2 separate regions of the Homo sapiens genome follow, and region 2 is linked to region 1. A link is an interaction called in ENCODE POLR2A ChIA-PET data of the cell type or tissue named here. Cell type or tissue: Panc1. All regions are shown on one strand. Links, peaks and the distances in the headings refer to the core of each region. The heading gives the core; the rest is flanking DNA.

Region 1 (10,930 bases), core at 3,255-7,254:
ATCCATGCTATCACGTGTATTAGTACTTCATTCCTTTTTATGACTGAATGGTATTTAATTGTATGGATGTATCACATTTTGCTTATCTGTTCACAGATGATAGGAGGTATGTTTCCACCTTTTGGTTATTATGACTGCAATGAACATTCATGGGCAAGTTTTCATGTGGATGTATATTTTTAGCTCTCCTGGATGTATCCCTAGTAGTGAAATTGTGGGATCATGTGGTAACTCTACATTTAATTTTTTTGAGGATCTGCCATACTGTTTTCCAAAGTGGCTGCACCATTATGCATTTCCACCAGCAGTGTATGAGGGTCCTGGTTTCATCCACAACCAACACTTGTTTATTATCTGACTTTTTAATTATAGCCATCCTGGGTATAAAGAGATACCTCATAGTGGCTTTGATTTTGATTTCCCTAATGGCTATGATGTTGAGCATGTTTTTATGTGCTTATTGGCCATTTGTAAATCTTCTTTGGAGAAAGACCTGCTTAATATATTCAGGTCCTTTGCCAATTTTTGAGTTGGGTTTACTTTTTGCTGTTGAGTTTTAGGAGTTTTCTCTGTATTCTGGATATTACTCCCTTATCAGATACATGATTTGCAAATATTTTCTCCATGCTGTGGGGTTTTTCTTTTTTTCACTTTTTTTGGATTATGTCCTTTGAAATAAAAAGTTTTTATTTTGATGAAGTCTCAATTTATCTCTTTTGTTTGTTTGTTCCTTGTACTTTTGGTGGCATGTCTATGAAACTGCTACTTAATCCAAAGATTTACTCATATGTTCTCGTCTAACAGTTTTGTAGTTTCAGCTCTTACATTTATGTCTATGATCTGCTTAATGTATTATTGAATATTTCTCCATGATTTAACGTTTTTCTTTCTTATAAGTGGAATTACCAAGTCAAAGATTGCATGTTTTTTTTTTTTTTTTGAGATGGAGTTTCGCTCTTGTTGCCCTGGCTGGAGTGCAATGGTGCAATCTCTGCTTACTGCAACCTCCGCCTCCTGGGTTCAAGTGATTCTCTGCCTCAGCCTCCCAAGTAGCTGGGATTACAGGCCCCCACCACCGTGCCCAGCTAATTTTTTGTATTTAGTAGAGACGGGGTTTCACCATGTTGGTCAGGCTGGTCCCCAACTCCTGACCTCAAGTGATCTACCTGCCTCGGCCTTCCAAAATACTGGGATTATAGGCTTGTGCCACTGCGCCCGGCAAAGATTGCATGTTTTTGAGACTTTTGATACATGTTCCAGAATTCTTGTGACCGTTTTCTTCCTGTCATTTCTACCCCTCCCTATCTGTCTCTCCACTGCTCTGGTTCAGGCCTTCACCATCTCTTGCCTTGAATTTTACAGTAGCCTCCTACCTGTTCCTGATGATGTCAGTATAGTGTGTGTTAAGTGCAGTGGTGTGGTGGTGGGTGCTGTGGCAGTACAGAGGAGGGGCACCTCACTCAGTCTGATGGTTTGGGGTGGGGGGTGGTGAGAAGGGGTTGGGGAGGGCGTCAAGGAAGGCTTCCTGGAAGTAAGTAGTGAGCTGATTCTATAGGTGGAATGGGCATTAGCAAAGCATGAACACGGAGCATCAGCATCGTGGGCTGGAGAGCAGAGAGCAAGTGCAAGGTCGCGGTGGTGGAGGCGGTAGAGCACGCTGGTCCGGATAGTGGGCGCTGGCTCTGCTGCTTCCTGGCTGTGTGTTCTTGGGGGAAAGGGACTTCCCCTCTCTGTGTTTTAGTTTTCTCTTATGTAAAATGGGGATAGTAATAGTAGCTAACTCCTAGGATGGTTGCAAGACCAAATGAGGCAGCATATATTGAAGTTCTGGCTGGGAGAAGCAGGTAGATGAGGTCATTTATGGGGTCTCTTGATGTACAGGAGGCAGCCATGTATACAGGTTTGGAGCTGAGGTGATGGAGATGGTTTTGTTATCTACAGGGCTGGCTAGGATAGCGGATACAAGCTGGTCTTTAGAGTTAGACCAGCTGGGTTTGGATTTCAGCTTCACTGCTTGTTAGTTATGTAACCCTGAGCAAGCCGTTTCGTATGTGCCTCAGGTTTTCGTCTGTAAAATGAGAATTCTTGCTCATAAGAGTATTGCAATTTTTTTTTTTTTTTTTGAGATGGAGTTTCGCTCTTGTTGCCCAGGCTGGAGTGCAATGGCGCGATCTCGGCTCACCGCAACCTCCCCACCACCAGGTTCAAGCGATTCTCCTGCCTCAGCCTCCTGAGTAGCTGGGATTACAGGCATGTGCCACCACGTCCGGCTGATTTTTGTATTTTTAGTAGAGATGAGGTTTCTCCATGTTGGTCAGGCTGGTCTTGAACTCCTGACCTCAGGTGATCAGCTTGTCTTGGCCTCCCAAATTGCTGGGATTACATGCGTGAGCTACCACACCTGGCTTTTTTTTTTTTTTTTTTATAATAAGGTCTCATTCTGTCACCCAGGCTGGAGTACAGTGGCATGATCATGGCTCACTGCAGCCTTGATCTCCTGGGCTTAAGCTATCCTCCTGCCTCAGCACCCTGAGGAGCTGGGACTACAGGCGTGTGCCACCTTGCCCAACTAATTTTTATAGAGATGAGGTTTCGCCATGTTGCCTAACCTGGTCTTGAACTCTTGGGCTCAAGTGATCTGCCTGCTTTGGCCTCCCAAAGTGCTGGGATTACAGGTGTGTTGTGAATAATAAATGAGTTGATATGTAAAATGCTTACAATAGTGCCTGACACATCATGCTGTGTGTGTTAGCACTTTTTGCTGGAGAAGTTTTTAGTGGTTTAGGAACAAGGTATATTTGATTGCTTGTACAGGGTTCTGGTAAGTCTGAATAGAGTGGGAGATCCAGCCAGGGGCCAAAGTTTTCAGTGCCTCAAAGTTAGCTGCCAGAGGCCTGCAGATGTCAGCAGCAGGAAGGGGAGAGGGTGATACGGCCAGTGGAATAAGTAAGAAAAGGGGAGGAGTTTGTACAAGAGGGTGGAAGAATCATGATCCTGATGTGGCAATGAATAACAATAGCCATAGCAATGACTTTTGGCCAGGTGCGGTGGCTCACGCCTGTAATCTAGCACTTTGGGAGGCTGAGGCGGGTGGATTGCCTGAGCTCAGGAGTTCGACACCAGCCTGGTCAACATGGTGAAACCCCATCTCTACTGAAAATACAAAAATTAGCCAGGTGTGGTGGTGGGCACCTATAGTCCCAGCTACTCAGGAGGCTGAGGCAGGGGAATCTCTTGAACCCAGGGGGCGGAGGTTGCAGTGAGCCAAGATCGCGCCACTTCACTCCAGCCTGGGCGAAAAAGTGAAACTCCTTCTCAAACAACAACAACAACAACAACAAAAGTGTTTTTAAATGAGCCGGGCCATGGTGGCACGTGCCTGTGGTCCCAACTACTCAGAAGTCAGAGGTAGAAGGATCGCTTGAGCCCAAGGAGGTTGAGGCTGCAGTGAGCTGTGATTGTGCCACTGCACTCCAGCTTGGGCAACAGAGCGAGACCCTATCTCCAAAAATAAAGAAATCAATAAAGAATATTACAGAAAGCTTGGGCTATGGGAGTAGGCAGTCTCTCCAGGGTGCCAGAATTCTGAGGGTTTCTTCGCCTTCATGGAGGGTGAAGAGTCATTCCTGCCTGAGTTGGTAAAGCCAAGGTTGCCAGCAAAACGGAGTTACAAATCCCAGCCTCAGGAGGAGGGGCAGTTGGGAGGCCCAGCAGCAGCTGTTTGAACCTCTGGCAATTGGGAGTGCACCATCTCTGCTGGTGGGGGCTGGCCTTGACATCCCGTGGCTGCCAGGGGATGTGACCTCCCTTGGTTGCTTTCTCTGTATTTGCGATAAATCCCAAAGCCCTTTGCTGGTGTCTCGGTGGTGGCACATGGGGGCAACCCTGTAGGCAGGGGAGGGGGAGCCTGTTCTCAGACAGCTGCAGAGGTAAGGGAGCCTCCCAGAACAGGGTCTTGGAAATTGAGTTGCTGGGTCTCGAAGATGCAAAAGCAGGTTCAAACGGTAGCTGCTGATTACCCTCCATGAGGCCGCCGCAGCCTGAGCCTCGTGGGCAGAGTCAGACCCAGCAAGGTTGGCCTGGGGCCCCACTGAGGCCCAGGGCCTCTCCACCAGAAAGGCCAGTGCAGGTGAAGAGCCATCTGGCAGAAGATGGGGACACTAGGCTGAGAAAAGTGGTGAGAATATTTGGAGCTGCTTGAGATAGACCTGTGGGACTGTCTCCCTTATCAGAGGCCGAGCCAGCACCTGTGGAGGCCGGGAGGGCTGGCAGGTGTCAGCAGGGGACTGAGGCTTTGGCAGCTTCTGCTCCAGGCTGAGTTGCAGCCAGGCCTGGGACCCCCACCGGTGCGGGCAGTTAATCTCCGAAGGCCAGAGTCACCACCACTAGAGAGCAGGAACATTGAACTTTTCAATCACATTAATTTCCACAGGAAATTGTTGTCTTCCTTTTGTCCAAAGGTTAGTGATTTATATTTACCATCCTCTTAACTAGCCTTGAAATTTACTGTTGCCAGGTCACCACCGGCATCCATAAATTTCAGGGTGGCAGCTGAGCATAGCCAAGTGGCTTGGTCCTTGGAAGGGTGCATGCCGGCCCTTTTGGGAGGGCAGATTAACTGGCTACAGACGGTCCTTGTACAGAAGTCCCCCTGAGGGGGCGGGTATTCACTTTGCAGGGGAAATGAGATGAGGTCTGTTTGACAAGGTTGCAGGGAGGCTTCCTCAAAGGCAGCCCTGGTGGTGGTGGCGGCTGGTTTGTGCCTCTTAGCATATCACCAGCTGTGGATGGGGTGGCAGCACAGATGGTGCTGGAGTAGTTTAGGGTGGGGAGCAGGGGCCAGATTCCCAGCCCTACACTTTGCTTAGACAAGTACCTTAACCTCACTCTGCCTCAGTTTCTTCATCTGTAATAAGAGGACCTGCCTTAGAGTATTGTTATAAGGGTTAAACCTCAATAAATATAGGCTATTCTCTGGCAGGACAGGGTAGGTGGCTTGGTATGGGCCAGAGTCAGCCTCATGTCCCTGCCTGCACTGTCCTATCCATTTCTCCTTTTAAGACTTTCTTGTTCCCGGGAGGCTGAGGTGGGCAGATCACTTGAGGTCAGGAGTTCGAGACCAGCCTGGCCAACATGGCAAACCCCCTTTTTTACTCTTAAAAAAAAAAAAAGAAAAAGAAAGCTGCACATGGTGGTGGGTGCCTATAATCCCAGCCACTCAGTAGGCCGAGGCAGGAGAATTGCTTGAACCCGGGAGATGGAGGTTGCCCTGAGCTGAGATCGTGCCACTGCCCTCCAGCCTGGGTGACAGAGCAAGACTCCATCTCAGAAAAGACCCTCTTCTTCCATCTGCTCATGGAATTAGAACAGGGGCTGGCAAACTTTTTCTGTAAAGGGCCAGTCAATATTTTAGGCTTTGTGAGTCGCTCGATCTTGTTGTAACTACTCTACTCTGCTGTTCTTAGTGTAAAAGTAGCCATAGACCCTAAGTAAATGATAAGTGTGGCATGTTCCAATAAAAGTTTATTTGTGGACAATGAAATTTAAATTCCATATAATTTTCACGTGTCACAAAATATTCTTTTGATTTTTTTTTTTTTTTTGAGACAGAGTCTCACTCTGTTGCCCAGGCTGGAGTGCAGTGGCTCAATCTCGGCTCACGGCAAGCTCCGCCTCCCAGGTTCATGCCATTCTCCTGCCTTGGCCTCCTGAGTAGCTGGGACTACAGGCACCTGCCACCACGCACGGCTAATTTTTTTTTTTTTGTATTTTTTTGTCTTAGCCAGGATGGTCTCAATCTCCTGACCTCACGATCCGTCCGCCTCGGCCTCCCAAAGTGCTGGGATTACAGGCGTGAGCCACCGCGCCCAGCCGATTTTTTTTTTAACCATTTAAAAATGTGAAAATTAGTTTAGCTCGCAGGCCATACAAAAATAGGCAGTGGGCTCAGTTTGGCCCCGGGGTTGTAGTTCGCTGAGCCCTGGATCAGAAGAGGAAAGGGCGTGGACAAGGTATTTACTTTCCTCACTTGGGCTGTCTTCGAGTCTCTAAAGAAAGGTGCCCTTGTGTTGGTTTGTCCGGTGACCCCATGGTGCCTCCTGCAGAAAGGCAGCTGGAGCAGCACGGGGTGGGAACTGGTGCATGCGTGCTGGCAGGATGCCTGGGCCTGGCACCCGTTGTTCCCTGCCTGCAGCAGCCGGAGTGCTGCTGACTCTGGATTGGGCAGTCACCCCCGCCCCCACCCCAGCTCTGGTGTTGACAGTCCACATCTGTGTTTCAGAGAACAGCCCCAGCCCAGGTGGGAAGGAGGCAGAAACTCGGCAGCCTGTGGTGATTCTCTTGGGCTGGGGTGGCTGCAAGGACAAGAACCTTGCCAAGTACAGTGCCATCTACCACAAAAGGGTGAGTACTCTGGTGCCCTCTCCCCTGGGCTGCCGTGAGGGCTGACCACCTTTGAGGCAGGACTGGGAATGGCTTTAAGAACAGCCTCTAGAGTTCGAGACCAGCCTGGCCAACATGGTCAAACCCTGTCTCTACTAAAAATACAAAAATTAGCCGGCCTGGTGGCACGTGCCTGTAATCCCAGCTACTTGGGAGGCTGAGGCAGGAGAATCGCTTGAGCCCAGGAGGTGGAGGTTGCATGAGCAGAGATTGTGCCATTGCACTCCAGCCTGGGTGACAGGGTGAGATTCCGTCTCAAAAAAAAAAAAAAAAAAAAAAGCCTGTGAGGAAGGCCATGGGGTTATAGGGACTTGGTGGGATTATCCCCACTTGGCTGCCAGCTCTGTGGCCTGGCGTGACCCCTTTGGTCTCCTGATGGCTTCCCCTTCCTTCCTCCCTGCATTCCACAATGGGCAGCCCACCCTTGATGTGCCCTACAGTTGTAGAGTCAGCCCAGGCTCCAGTCCCTATTAACTGGCCAGTGCCTCTGCGGGCAGCAGGAGCCAGGGCTGGGTGTCTGGACATAGCTTGTACTCCCAGGACCTCCTCCTTTCCCACCAGGTGAGTTTCTGTCTTATGACTGCCCATGGCACCTTTCACATTCCCAGACTAGTAGGGCCTCTTGGAAAAGAGATTCACGCTTCTTCTCATCCAACCAAGGTTGGATATAGAGACTGTGGTAACTGCAGAGGGCCTTAGCAGGACCTGGTTATATTTTGGAAGCCTCTCTCACATCTTGGGCCTCCAGCTCCACCTTCCCCTCCTCAGCCCAGATCTCTCCCCCAAACAGCCTCCTGCAGGGGTACCCATACAGACAGCTCCAACTGCCAGCTGGAAGCCTTGGACTGAGCAGTGGGGGGGCACCTGGGAGAAAGGCCAGCTGAGCCCCCTTTCCCTCAGCATCCCTCCACTCACCCACGTCCACATCCCGCCTGACTGAGGTGTGTGGTGGCCCTGGAATGGGAGAGAGACTGGGGGAAAATGTAGTTCTGAGCTTGAAGTCTCTCCCCGACCTCCGAGGCTGGGGCTCTGGTGTTGCTTTTTACAGACAGCCTCACTGCGGGCAGTTTCAGCTGCGAGTTCTGCTCACTGGGCTCGGCTTGTCTGGCTTCTTCATTAGCCTGAGATCCTTGAGGGCAGGCAGGGGGACCAGGAATAGTCAAGTATGGCTGGGATGAAGAATGAAGGGACAGGTACCCGGCAAGAGGTGGGGCTTGGAGGGGGTCCTCAGGGTATTTAAGCAGGGATGTGATGTTAGATTCGTGAATCAGAAAGTCCCTTTTGGCCTGGCGCAGTGACTCATGTCTATAATCCCAGCACTTTGGAAGGCTGAGGCGGGCAGATCACTTGAGGTCAGGAGTTCAAGACCAGCCTGGCCAACATGGTGAAACCCCATCTCTACTAAAAATACAAAAATTAGCCAGGCATGGTGGCGCACACCTGTAGTCCCAGCTACCAGGGAGGCTGAGGTGGTAGGGATCGCTTGAACCTGGGAGGTGGAGGTTGCAGTGAGCCGAAGTCGCACCACTGCACTCTAGCCTGGGCAACAAAGTGAGACCCTGTCTCAAAATAAACAAAGTTCCTTGCTGCAGAGTAGCGGGGAGATTGGAGGGGTGGGGCAGGAAGCCAGAAGTGAGTTTAGAGGGGCTTGCCATGATCCAGGGATAGAGGGTAGTCAGGACCTTGGAGTTGGGGGTGTCGGTAGAGGTAAGGTGATGGATTGAGGAGTTTGTCAGGAGGTAGAATGGTAGTTTAATGAGAGATTGGGCATGGGCACAGGGATAGGGAGGTTCCCAGGGTAATGCCAGGTTTCTGGCTGGGCACCTCCTGGGTAGAGGGGGGTGTGTTTTTTGAGACCGGAACACTAGAAGAGAATCCATAGGCTCTGGAGTGGATGAGATCCCCCAGGGAGTGTGTAGAGGGACAGAAGAGGGCCTAGGACAGTCCTGAGGAACCCAAACTTAATGGAGTGGAAGATGAAGAGGGTCCTACAAGGAAAGGAGGAGTGGCCAGAGATGGATATGAAAACCCAGGAAGGTGTGGCAGAATCTGCAGAGTCTTTGGGAAATGGGCCGTTGTACAGGGCAGGGGTAAAGATGCTACTTGGGCAGAAGGCATGAGGGAGAAAGTAGATGGAGTAAGATCCCAGAGAAGGCAGAGGTGTTGAGGTTGCAGGGTTGGGGGAGGGGTAGTCTTGGAAAGGAAGACTTTCCAATAGGGAGGACAGGATGAATGTAGAGAAAAAAAAAAAGTCCAACCCAAAACTCTAATATTTTATTATTTAAAAGAAAACAAGGTGGATGCTGTGGCTCATGCCTGTAATCCCAGCACTTTGGGAGGCTCAGAAAGGAGGATCACTTGAGCCTAGGAGTTTGAGACCGGCCTAAACAGCATGGTGAAACCTGATCTCCACAAAAAAAATTGAAACAATTAGCCAGGCACGGTGGTGCGTGTCTGTAGTCTTAGCTACTTGGGAGTCTGAGGTGGGAGGATCACCTGAGCCTGGAAAGTTGAGGCTGCAGTGAGCTGTGATCGTGCCACTACACTCCAGCCTGGGTGATAGAGTGAGACCCTGTCTCAAACAAAACAAGCAAAACAAAACAAAAACACCATATTCTAGCACCTAGAGATGACCTCTATTTACACTTAGTGTATATCCTTCCAGCTTTTTGGGGGGGTATATCTTCTCTTTACCTACATGAGACCTATTGAATCTACTGCTTTGTATCCTGCTTTTTTCAGATCATGATCTCCACCTTCTTGTTTGATCTCATTTAGTTTCCAGTCCATATTCAGATTCCCTAATTGTCCCTAAAGCATCCTTTACAGCGGATGTGCCCCAAACAGGATCCAATCTAAGATCACACATTGCATCTAGTTATTTTGTTTCTTCTTAAGGCTCTTTTAAATCCAGAACTCTTCCCCTCCCCACCTGATTTTAGATTCAAGGTCTCACTCTGTCACCCAGGCTGGAGTGCAGTGGTGCAATCATAGCTCACTGCAGCCTCAACTCTTGGGCTCAAGCAATCATTCTGCCTCCAGCCTCCCGAGTAGCTGGGACTGCAGGCATGCACCACCACGCCAAGCTAGTATTTTTTTTGTTGTTGTTCTTTTTTTTTTTTTGAGAGAGAGTCTTGCTCTGTCGCCCAGGCTGGAGTGCAATGGCGTGATCCCGGCTCACTGCAACCTCTGCCTCCTGGGTTCAAGCAATTCTGCTGCCTCAGACTCCCAGGTGTCTGGGATTAGAGGCATGTGCCACTACGCCTGGCTAATTTGTGTATTTTTAGTAGAGACGGGGTTTCATCATGTTGGTGAGGCTGGTCTCGAACTCCTGACTTCGTCATCTGCCCACCTCAGCCTCCCAAAGTGTTGGGATTACAGGTGTGAGCCACTGTGCCCAACCATTTTTTTTTTCTTTTTTAGAGATGGGGTCTCCCTATGTCGTCCAGGCTATAGAACAGCCCCTTTTTTCATGTTACTGGCTTATTGAAGAGACTGGGCTGCAAGATAATATTTCTAGGAGTGTGTGATTCCAGATGCTGCCAGGGAGAAACATACAGTGGGGACTGAAAGGCCTCTGTCAGATTTGAGCATTTGGGAGAATGTGGGTGGCCTTAAGCAGCCTCCTCTTCAGAGTCTTGGGAGGGATGCTTAGGCACTCCAGGGCTAGGAGGTCAGGCGGCTGATGGCAAGGTACCTCTGCTGACCATCCCTGTTTAGCCATGGGTCATTTAACTACTGTGGCCATACGATTTTCTCCTTGTCACTACCACATCACTAATTACTGCTGCTGTTGGTTGAGAGTTTACTTTGTGTCAGGTACTGCTTTGATCATTTGAGATACATTTTTTTTCATCTAATTTTACCCATAACCTTATGAGGTGGGTGTTATCCCAATTTCACCGTAATCTTATAGATGGGGACCCAGACTCAGAAAGTAGTAAGCTGCTCCTTGTTCTTACTATTGATACATAGTGGTGCCAGGAGTTGAACCCGGACCTGTCTGACCCCAGCACTCTCCAAAGTCACATTCCCCTGACAAAGGGCCCTTTGTCTCTGAACAGGAGGATGAGAGGGGATTAGGAGCCAGGCATGGTGGCTTTTCTAACTGACCTAGAAGGGGACCTGTGTGGAGATTGTGGCACCCTTGGCCCAAGCGTGAGGAATATAGAAACCTAGAGGGAGTTTGGGCCCAGATTATAGAATTCGAGGAACAAGTGTTTACTGTATTTGGAATTTCAGGGCAGATATGAGGAGTGATCCCAGGCCGGGGAACCAGGGACATTTGAGTGTCAGGTCCCTGAGTCCAGAGAGTATGGACTCTGTTTTTAGGAGCCTGGGAGAGAGGGAAGGTGACAGTGACCAGTGATGAAAGTGATGTGGGCCTGGCTCAGAAGTGGCCTCTGGTGGTCAGGGCTGGCGCCTGCAGGCCAGCTCTCGGGTACTGGTCTCATGGGGGTACTACTTCTGTCTGGGAGGTAGGGACAGT
Region 2 (10,930 bases), core at 4,345-8,344, 230 kb before region 1:
CCGAGGCGGGTGGATCACCTGAGGTCAGGAGTTTGAGACCAGCCTGGCCAACATGGCAAAACCCCATCTCTACTGAAAATACAAAAATTAGTTGGGCATGGTGGTGGGCGCTTGTAATCTCACCTCCTATGGAGGCTGAGGCAGGAGAATTGCTTAAACCTGGGAGGCAGGGGTTGCAGTGAGCCGAGATCACGCCATTCCACTCCAGCCTGGGCAACAAGAGCAAAACTCCGTCTCAAAAAAAAAAAATTTTTTTTTCAATTAGCCAGGCATGGCACGAACCTGTAGTCCCACCTCTTTGGGAAACTGAGGCATTAGGATCACTTGAGCCCAGGAGTTCTAGGCTGCAGTTTTGATCATGCCTGGGTGATGGAGCGAAACCCTGTCTCTGAGAAAAGAAAGAAAATAAGGAAATGAAAAGATAAGAACTCTTCCAACTCAAAAAAATCACTAACAGCCTAATTTCAAAATAGGCAAAAGACTTGAATGAACATTTCACCAAAGAAAATACACAAATGGCTAACAAGCACATGAAAAGATCCTCAACATCATGTCATAGGGAAATGCAGACCAAAACTTTGATGATACTGCTTCACACCCATTAGAATGGCTGCAGTTTTTTTTAAGTGACAGAAAAAGCAAATCTATAAATCTATAGAGACAGGAGGCAGATTAATGATTGCCTGAGATGTGATAAGAAAGGGGATTGGTTTTTTTTAAATTATTATTTCAACTGTTATTTAGATGTGCAAGTATGTTACATGGTATATTGTGTGATGGTGAGATTTGGGTGCGATTGAACCCATCACCCAGGTAGTGAGCATAGAACAAAACAGGTATTTTTTCAACTCTTGCTCTCCTCCCTCCCCCTGGTTGTGTATCCTTGTTGTCTGTTGTTCCCTTTTTTTTTTTTTTTTTTTTTTTGAGATGATTCTCGCTCTGTTGCCCAGGCTGGAGTGCAGTGGCATGTTATCAGCTAACTGCAACCTCTACCTCCCGGGTGCAAGCAATTATCCTGCCTCACCCTCCTGAGTAGCTGGGATTACAGGTATCCGCCAGCACACCCAGCTAATTTTTGTATTGTTAGTAGAGATGGGGTTTCACTGCGTTGGCCAGACTGTTCTCAAACTCCTAACCTCAAGTGATCCACCCACCTTGGCTTCCCAAAGTGCTGGGATTACAGGTGTGAGCCACTGTTCCCAGACTTTTGTTCCCATCTTAATGTCCATGTGTATTCAGTGTTTAGCTCCCACTTATAAGTGAGACCATGTAATATCTGGTTTTCTGTTTCTACATTACTTTGCTTAGGATAGTGGCCTCCAGCTGCATCCATGTTGCTGCAAAGGACATGATTTTGTTCTTTTTTATAGCTGCATAGTATTTCATGATATATATTGCACTACATTTTCTTTATCCAGTCCACTGTTGATGGGCACCTAGGTTGAATCCATGTCTTTGCTATTGTGACTAGTACTGTGATGAACATGCAAGTACACTTGTCTTTTTGGTAGAACAATTTCTTTTCCTTTGGATATATACCCAGTAATGGATTGCTGGTTGAGAGGTAGTTCTAGTTTTAGTTCTTTGAAATATCTCCAAACTGCTTTCCACAGTGGCTGAACTAGTTTACATTCCCACCAACAGTATATAAACATTTCTTTTTCTCCACAGTCTCACCGGCATCTGTTGTTGTTGTTGTTGTTTGACTTTTTAATAGTAGCCATTCTGACTGGCATGAGGTGGTATCTCATTGTGGCTTTGATTCATATTTCTCTGATGATTAGTGATATTGAGCATTTCTTCATGTGTTTGTTGTCTGCCTGTATGTCTTCTTTTGAGAAGTGTCTGTTTATGTCCTTTGCCCACCCTTTAATGGGGTTGTTTTTTGCTTGTTGATTTAAGTTCTTTATAGATGCTTGATATTACACCTTTGTCATTTGCATAGTTTGAGAATATTTCCTCCCATTTCTGTAGGTTGTCTGTTTACAGAACAGTAGTTTCTTTTGCTGTGCAGAAGCTCTTTAATCAGATGGAAAGGGGAATGTTTGATTATAAACAGTCATGTGAGATCTTATTTGAGTAAAAGAAATGTTCTGTAACTGGATTGTGGTGATAGTTTTATAGCTCTGTACATTTTCTAAAAATCATTAAATTGTATGTCTAAAACAGGTGAATTTTATGGTATGTAAATGACACTTCCATAAAGCTGTTTGTTTTGTTTCATTTTGTTTTGTTTTGTTTAAGACATAGGCTGAATGCAGTGGCTCATGCCTGTAATCCCAGCACTTTTAGAGGGCAAGATACAAGTATCGCTTGAGGCTGGGAGTTCAAGATTAGCCTAGGCAACATGGTGAAGCCCCATACAAAAATACAAAATTAGCCAGGTGTGGCAGCTTGCTCCTGTGGTCCTAGCTGCTTGGGAGGCTGAGGTAGGGGGATTGCTTGAGCTCAGGAGTTCAAGACCAGCCTGGGCAACATAGCGAGACCTTGTCTCTACCAAAAATAAAAAAAATTAGCCAGCTGTAGTGATGCATGCCTGCAGTGCCAGCTACAGGAGGCTGAGGCAGGAGGATCACTTGAGCCCAGGAGGTAGAGGCTACAGTGAGCAATCATTGTGCCACTGCACTCCAGCCTAGGCAAGTGGCTATCTCCAGTCAGAGCAAGACCCTGTCTCTAAAAGTAAACATAAAAACCTACAAGGCAGTCGAAGCCAAGCAACACAGAGTTAGAAGACAACCAGGCATCTATGACTGGAATCTTCTTTTTTTTTTTTAACCATACTCCCCTTCCCTGTGTATTTATTTTTATTAAATAGAATGACCTCAAACATTACAAGCATGGCATTTTTTACACCTAGGCAGATGCCTTAATTTGACCTCATTTATTCATTTATTTGTTTATTCAACAACTATTTATTGGACATTTACTCTGTGTCAGGCACAATGCTAAGTGCTAAGGATGTGAAGATAAATCTCTGCTCTACTGAATTTCAGTCTAGTGGGAGAGAGAGAGACAAGTAAATAGTCTATTTCTTTACTATATGTTAAGTTATCCAATAGAGGTAGATACCAAGTTTTGTGGGAGCACAAACTTCACTGTTGTCAGTGAAGGATTCCTAGAGGAAGTGTATCCTGGGGTGAGTCCTGAGGAATAAATAAGAGTAGCAAGTTAGGATTATTCATAGAATTTTACTCCATCTTCTGTGAAGATGGAGAATACATACCAAATTGTGGAGGCAAAAGAAAGCATGGCATGGTCTGAGGAAAATAGGATAATTAGGGTAGAAGCAGGAAAATGTTTGTTATAAGAATTGTGTGTAGGAATTTATAATAGAGGCCAGGTGTGGTGGCTCACACCTGTAATCCAACCACTCTGGGAGGCTGAGGTGGGTGGATCACTTGAGACCAGGAGTTCGAGACCAGCCTGGCCAACATGGTGAAACCCCATCTCTACTAAAATACAAAAATTAGCTGGGCATGGTGGTGTACAACTATAGTTTCAGCTACTCGGTAGGCTGAGGCACAAGAATTGCTTGAGCCTGGGAGACGGAGCTTGCAGTGAGCCGAGATCACGCCACTGCACTCCAGCCTAGGCAACAAAGCAAGACTGTCTCAAAAAAAAAAAAAAAAAAAGTTAACGATCAAATAGAAGAAGGTAGATTATCAGTGATATGATGTCTCACCAGATTTCTTTAGAATCGTAAAAGCCTCAGAAAGTATGCCATAGGGTTTCTAGGGAAAACACCTTTTATGTGGTAGAGTCAGGGCTGGGGTCCACTGTCCTGGTCTCCCCAGAAAGAGATGTAGGCAGCATGCCTCTGACCCTCATAAACTTACCAGTGCCTACTACCTGATAATAGAATGGAGACCATGTTACCTGATTGTGAGCCTCTTCTTTCTTTCTTTTATTTTTTATTTTTTTGCAGGCATCCTAGAATACGTTTCCACACGGGTCTTGTGGATGCCCACCTCTACTGTTTGAAAAAATACATCGTGGATTTCCTAATGGAAAATGGGTAAGAAAAAGGGTGGTAGAGTCAAACCTACAGTACTTAACAAGCTACTTTGTGAATTCCTTAAATTTTAAACCTTCATAATTTAGATAACCAGTTTCTAAAATTAGCACAATAGCACAGTTAGTTCTCATTTTTGTTTTAGAAATGAAATTATGTCATCAATATAGTGTTGTTTTATCTGTACCACAGAGTCCCCTGCTTATATTTTTGCAGCGTGTGTTATAATAAATCAGCAAAATATTTTGTAACACTTAACGGTAACCCATGATGCCTCTTTCTGCCCAGTTCCAGGCTCTTCTTCCCTCCTTTGACAGGAGTGAGCTCCACAGCCCTTATGCTGTTTGTCTCTAATTACATGTTCTCCTAGGCAGTTATCCTGTAGATGGGCCCTCTTAGCAAAGGGCTACAGACTTAACCATAGAAGAGAAAAAGGAGAGCAAGTTTCCCCCCAATTTTAGAAAAGAAGCCCACTTCAGTGAGTGCAGAGAAACAAAATTTGGCACATTTTCTGATTTTTTTGTTTGTTTGTTTTAGAACAGAATTGTAGGACTTAAATAGTTTCCAGAGATTGTGTCTGGCAGATCACCGGACTTGAGTTTTCAAAGAGAAAACCCCTTTTGCAGTTGATCTCAAGGATTTTTTATAAGAAAAGCAGCTACAGTCCTCAAAGGAACAGGTGGAAAAAGATTTAATAACTGCATGGTTAAGAATAGGAGCAGCTAGCTTCCCTTGATGACTGCTGGATAAGTTTGGAAAGTTCACCAGTGCTATCCAAGGCGGAAACTTATCTAGGTGAACAGATACCACAGTAGCAAGAGGTATCTCCGACCATCTGGAGAAAAGAATTTGAGAACCTGAGTTTAAATGCTAGCTCTGCCTTTGGCTGATGGACTTGAATATATATCGGAATATTAAGAGGAAGGAGGATTGCTCCCCTGCCCAGTATGATCTTTCTTGCAGTGTCCTACCTGTCACCCCCCCACAACACTTGCTAAGTTCCTGTGGAGAGGCCCATGTAGAGCCAATGGTAAAACAAATCATTTGGACTTTTAGAAAGCTTTCCCAAGGATTGTTATAGCTCTGTTTCCCCTACCAAGGACACAGTTGCCCTGCTCCCTTCTGACCTCTGAAAAATGTTTTCATTCCATCTACACATACTTATTAAGCACCCATTATGAGCCAGGCATTGTGCTAGATCAACCATGGGATCAATGATAAATAAACAGATATGGCCCTGCCCTCATGGAAATTACAGCCTAAGCTCATGGTGGAATGTGGAGACCTTGCTTTTTAGATAGCAGGGTAACTTGTTGCCAAGATTTAGAGGGTGATCCAAGAGCTATTTCTCAGTGACCAGTCTAAGCTGTTTGTATTCCAAAAATGAAATTAACTCTTGGCCATTGAAGGGTTTATTTTTCACTCCCAAATAAAAATGAAGCCATATGAAATGAGCCTAGGCCTTGATAGGCAGAAGAGAACACAACTGTGTTAGAAAGGATGACTTTTTAAAAAATGATTTACTATGGAAAATTTCACATAAATGCAAAAGTAAAGAAAATAATGAACTCCCATGTATCCATCACACAGTTTCAACAATTATCAACTCATTGTCAATTTTGTTTTATATATGCCACCGTTTCTCTCCCCCCATTACCCTAAATTGTTTTAAAGCAAGGCATTTTGATATAATTTCATCTGTAAATATTTTGATATAATTTCATCTGTAAATATATTTCAGCATGTATAGTTAAAATATAAGGACGCTTCCAGGATAAGGATATTTAAAATAGATATATATTTTATGTATATGTACATATATATATATAGAGAGAGAGAGAGAGAGGCTTTTTTTAAATAAATACCTTAATATCATTATCACACCTTCAAAAAACTGACAGTGCTTTCTTAATACTATCAAAGAGGATTGTGGCTTTTGGTGTCTGTATATGCAGGCAGTTTTACAGCAAACCTAGTCATCTCATCCTGGTTGTTATAGCTTATTTGTAGTTCATTTGGCCACTACCAGTTAGTTATTCCCACACCTGGCAAGTGTAACACAATGGTGTGTGTACCTTGAGGACAAGCCTGAAGTTTGTGATATGGCTATAGGTCCTGGCCAGAAGCTCTGCCAAATGGGACTTTCCCAGAACCTGCTGCAGTAGAGAATGATACAGAGCCTCAGCACATACTGTTTCCCCACCTCAAGATCTGTTTAGGAGACCCTTATCTCTTTCCTCCCCGCATCTACCTTGACCTCTCAGAGTCGCTACAATCAAAGAGCATATATTGAAAATTGATATATTTCAATATATTGGAAAAAGTAAAAAGGCACAGCAGGGCAAATTAGAATGTTACTTGAGGGACAGTCTTTACTCCTGGCTGGAATAGTGAAGGTCTTTGAAAGGTTGTGGGAGATGGGATTGAATTGGTTGGTGGTAGGTAGCAGCATGTAGAAGGTCTTGAAAGCTGAGCAGGGAGTTACAGATCTTTAAACAGAATAGTCTTACAGGAAATGAGCAATGATACAACCTGGCAAGTGAACATAAACCATTCTGCATGGGAAAGAGATTTCTTCAAGATAAGTAGGAGGCACTTATAATCATCTGGTCATCAGATGATGACTCCTTTAGGAATGGAAAGGAAAGAGTAAACCTAGGAGACACAGCTTCAAGAAAGGACTGTTGTAGCAATCCTTTGTTATATTTTACCTCTGAGAGTTAACATATTCTACCCTGTGTTATTTATGTAGAAAAGCATCATGTTTTCAATAAAGTCACACTTAGGTTTTGTTATTTGTTTACATGTTAACATTTTCCACTCAAATTCTTTGAGAATGGATATCTACCTGGATTTGTAAGGCATTCATTATATACTTGGTGAATGAGGGAAAGGAGATGTAGTGACAGATAACAGAAGCAGTTTAGTATTAATACATTAATAGTGGAAGAAGAGAGGTGGGTTTCTACAGTTGACCAAGCAGAAAAGCTACAGGGAGAGCTGCAGAGAGAAGAAAATCTGTACTCTCTTTGATGAGAATTTAGTAACTGTACACATTTTACAAGTTTTTTATCCACTTCTGAGTGTAGTATGATAGATGAATGTTCCACAGAATCTCTTGAACATTTTAATTCAAAATGTGTTGGATTCTGTGTCCAGGGCCAAAGCAGATCTTAGTCTGAGTATTGTGACTGTGATTCCTCTTGATAACTGAGTGTTCCTCCCTGTTTTATAATGTCAGCTGGTTTAAGCCTAAAGAAGCTGATCTCTTAGGAGATCTAGAAGCCCAGGTATTGGCCCAGCTCTTTGCTTGCCTTAGTAGGAGCTGCTCCTAGACCTGAGTCAGGGCCCTAGATTGTCACTGGCCCTATGAAGGACTCAAGCAATATGCCAATATGCCAGCTTTGTGAGCTAAAGCCATGGGCAATATATACCAGGCAATGTATACCAGGATTAGTCTTGATTTCCTTTTAGTATAGAACCTCCCCCGCTCCCCACCCCCACCAGCCCCATTTATCTTTCTCTCTTTAAGAGACTTAAAGATTAGTCTCCTTAACAGGGAGAATTGAGGCTGATTACTTCCTTCTTGTCCAGAAGTATCCACGGTTACAGTCAGCCTCTTATAGTGTTAGAATCTGATATTGCCATGCAGTACTTACAGTCTTGGGGTTGGACCTTCAGAGCAGGAAGAGAGAGGAAAGAAGAAAATTTAACCACCTACTGTGTACCAGGCACTGTGCTGGGTGCTTTTCACATATATTCATTTCTTACAATAGTTCTCTCATTAGGTATTATACTCATATTATAGAGGAAGATAATGCTCAAAAGTCATTTGCTCAATATCATGCAGCCACAGCCTCAACAAAATCCATCACTGTTTAATTGATTGCCAGCAACATCCACCACAGATGTCGGATATCTCTGTTGCCAACATGCTTATATGCACATGCACATGATTTGCACTTGAAAGAGTAACAGAGCAGTCACAACTTCCTTGCCTCAGCTATGTCAGGATACAGAGAAATAAGGATAGGACCCACAAAGTGAAGTCAAGAGTTGGGGATAGGCAGCCATGGCAAGGTCAGAATCAAGGTAATAATTAAAGCCACATACAAAATGAAGTTATGTTAGCTGGGCATGATGGCATATACCTCTAGTCTCACCTACTCAGGAGGCTGAGGCAGGAGGACCACTTGAGCCCATGAGGTTGATGCTACAGTGAGCTATATATGATGGCACCACTGCACTCCAGCCTGGTAGACAGAAAGAGACCCTGTCTCTAAAAGAAAGTTAAAAATTAAAAAAGATGAAAGTGTAGAATAGCTAGAAAGCCACGAGTAAGCACAAGACAGCAGAGTGGAGATAAGCAGAGATGAGGGACCAGATAGTGCTGTGAGAGGCTGGCAGTAGTAGTCTTGGTTTCTTACTGTTCAGTTCAGGCATCCATTGATTTGGCTGTACTTGGTTTCCTTACATATCCTTAGATGTCCTAGAGATTGCACAATGTGTCCTTTACTTCAATAACAACAAAATTAAGCTAAGAGTATGTGACTTACACACCTTCTCAACAGGGCTGTTATTGGGTGGCTGCATACTGATATCTGAAGATGCAGGTGCTGCCAAGATTAAATCAAGGTAGTCTCCTTTGAACTTCCTAGTTGCATTCATTTTTATCTCTGGGACTTCTAGAAATATTAGTAATATTAGTAATAGAGAAACGTATTTAGAATTCATTACATTTCCAAATTAGGAAAGCTTTACTTTTTTTTTTTAAGAGACAGGATCTTGCTCTTTCGCCAGGCTGGAGTGGAGTGCAGTGGTGTGATAACAGCTCACTGCAGCCTCCACCTCCTGGGCTTAAGTGATCCTCCCTCCTCAGCCTCCCGAGTAACTGGGACTACAGGCACTCACCACCATGACTGGCTAATTTTCTTATTTTTTGTAGAGATGGGGTCTCAATATGTTGCCCAGGCTGGTCTCAAACTCCTCGGCTCAAGAGATCCTCCCACCTAGGCCTCCCAAAGAGCTGGGATTACAAGTGTGAGCTACCAGGCCCAGCCAAGAAAGCTCTACCTTCTGTATCCAAAAATCTGTGTGTTTATGGGTAAAGAGACAGCAAGCAGAGAATTCTAAATCCTGTGGAAAGTGCTTTGGTTGAACTAAGCACAAGATGCTAGTTAATATGGTATAGTGGAAAGAGCCATGGACTATAGGACAGATGTGGAGTGACTTTCAATTCTATCAGTTATAAAAGTTGTATTAACCCTAGGCAAGATAGTTAACCTCTCTAAGCCTTGATTTCCTTCTTTATAAAATAGGGGCCAGGTGCAATAGCTCACGCCTGTAATCCCAGCATTTTGGGAGGCTAAAGTGGGAGGATGGGCTGAACTCAGGAGTTCCAGACCAGCCTAGGCAACATAGCAAGATGCCATCTCTACAAAAATTACAAAACATAAAATAAGAATAGTAATACCTATCATAAGCATTGCTATAAGAACTTGAAATGATCTGTATTATTTTCCTAGCATAGTACCTCAGACATGATACCTCCTCACACATGATCAAAAAGCAGTACATATAACTGTCTTTACTGTGAGAGCATAGAAGCCTACAAATGTTATAAAAGGCTTCCAAGCAGAGATCATATTTGAGAAGGGTGTTATGACTTGATAAATTTTCACAAAGTGAACATACCTTATGAGTACTATATTCAGGTTAAGAAACAGAACATTGCCAGAATTCCAGAAACTCCCCTCATTCTATCCCCCTACCCCACCACATACACAAAAGTAATCACTATCCTGAGCATTAAATAAGTGTAAGGAGATGGGATGAGATTTGTACTTTAGAAAAATCACTGTGTCTACAAAATAGAGGATGGATTGAAGGAAGAAGAGACATGATCAGATTGTACTTCAGAAATATTCTGTCAGCTGGGTGCGGTGGCTCATGCCTGTATTCCCAGCACTTTGGGAGGCTGAAGCAGGAAGGATTACTTGGAGGTAGGCAGGAGGATCACTGGAACCCAGGAGTTCACGACCAGCCTGGGCAACTTAGGGAGACCTCATCTCTACAACAAATTTAAAAATAAAAAAATTAGCATGGTGGCACATGCCTGTAGTCCCAGCTACTTAGGAGGCTGAGGTGGGAGGATTACTTGAGCCCAGGAGGTCAAAGCTGCAGTGAGCCATGATAACACCACTGCACTCCAGCAGCCTGGGTGACAGAATGAGACCATCTTTAAAAAAATTTAAAAATTTAAAAAAAGTCTCTTTTTTTTCCCATCTACCGTATGAAGGATAGATTTTGTGGATAAAACTAGAGGGAGAGAGACCAATTAAAAGCAGGTACAGGAATCCAGGCAAATGATGACAGTAGTCTGGACCAGGCAGTGGCAGTAAAGATGAAGAGAAGTTGAAAGTCTTGACAGAGATTTAGGGGATAGAATCAGCAGTGCTTGGTGATTGATTATATGTGAGGAGTGGAAGAAGAAGTCAGGCTGTTTTGTGAAAGGGCCATTTATCACAAAGCAACCCCCAAATGCAGAAGGAGCTGAGAAACCAAAGAAGAAGGCAGACAAATCTAGTTTGACAGTTTTGGATGATTTATTAGGGCAACTTATAGACAGAGTCGTGGTCTTGGGTGGGTGCAAGACAGGTAGATCTCCACACTGCAACCCCCCAGACCCAGAGCCTATACCTTGGGGAAAAAAAACATATATGCTTTGGAAGGAATTTTCGAAAGTCAAAGCAGTTTATGACCTTAAGGCATTTAGCAAACCTAATATCTGACCTGCCTAATTTAGACCAAATGTCTTTATTTTACCAATAATCTTTAACATTTTTTATTTCCCAAAGATTACTAAAGTTACGTGAACTAAAAGGCATTACAGTTTTTATTTTTTTCAAAATATTTTAT

Evidence for each region. Peaks named below come from ENCODE experiments on the same cell type or tissue, not always from the same donor. Only the 100,000 strongest peaks of a DNase experiment are listed, where the experiment ranks them.
Region 2: POLR2A ChIA-PET joins it to region 1 with 5 read pairs; 3 of 35 experiments call an interaction of 5 or more read pairs at or near these places.

What each region holds. Positions count from the first base shown.
Region 1 is chr1:44,655,646-44,666,575 of GRCh38, reverse strand. TMEM53 (transmembrane protein 53) reads left to right here. Exons shown (of 3, transcript NM_024587.4): 2 at 6,281-6,402. Among named protein-coding and RNA genes, the nearest start is that of SNORD145, 9.9 kb to the left of the region's middle. RefSeq lists an enhancer at 1,607-1,686. In Panc1, for the core only: no CTCF peak of the experiment used is centred there; no DNase peak of the experiment used is centred there.
Region 2 is chr1:44,890,440-44,901,369 of GRCh38, reverse strand. It overlaps EIF2B3 (eukaryotic translation initiation factor 2B subunit gamma), which reads left to right. Exons shown (of 12, transcript NM_020365.5): 6 at 3,926-4,015. Among named protein-coding and RNA genes, the nearest start is that of PTCH2, 53 kb to the right of the region's middle. In Panc1, for the core only: no CTCF peak of the experiment used is centred there; a DNase peak (open chromatin) is centred at 6,609.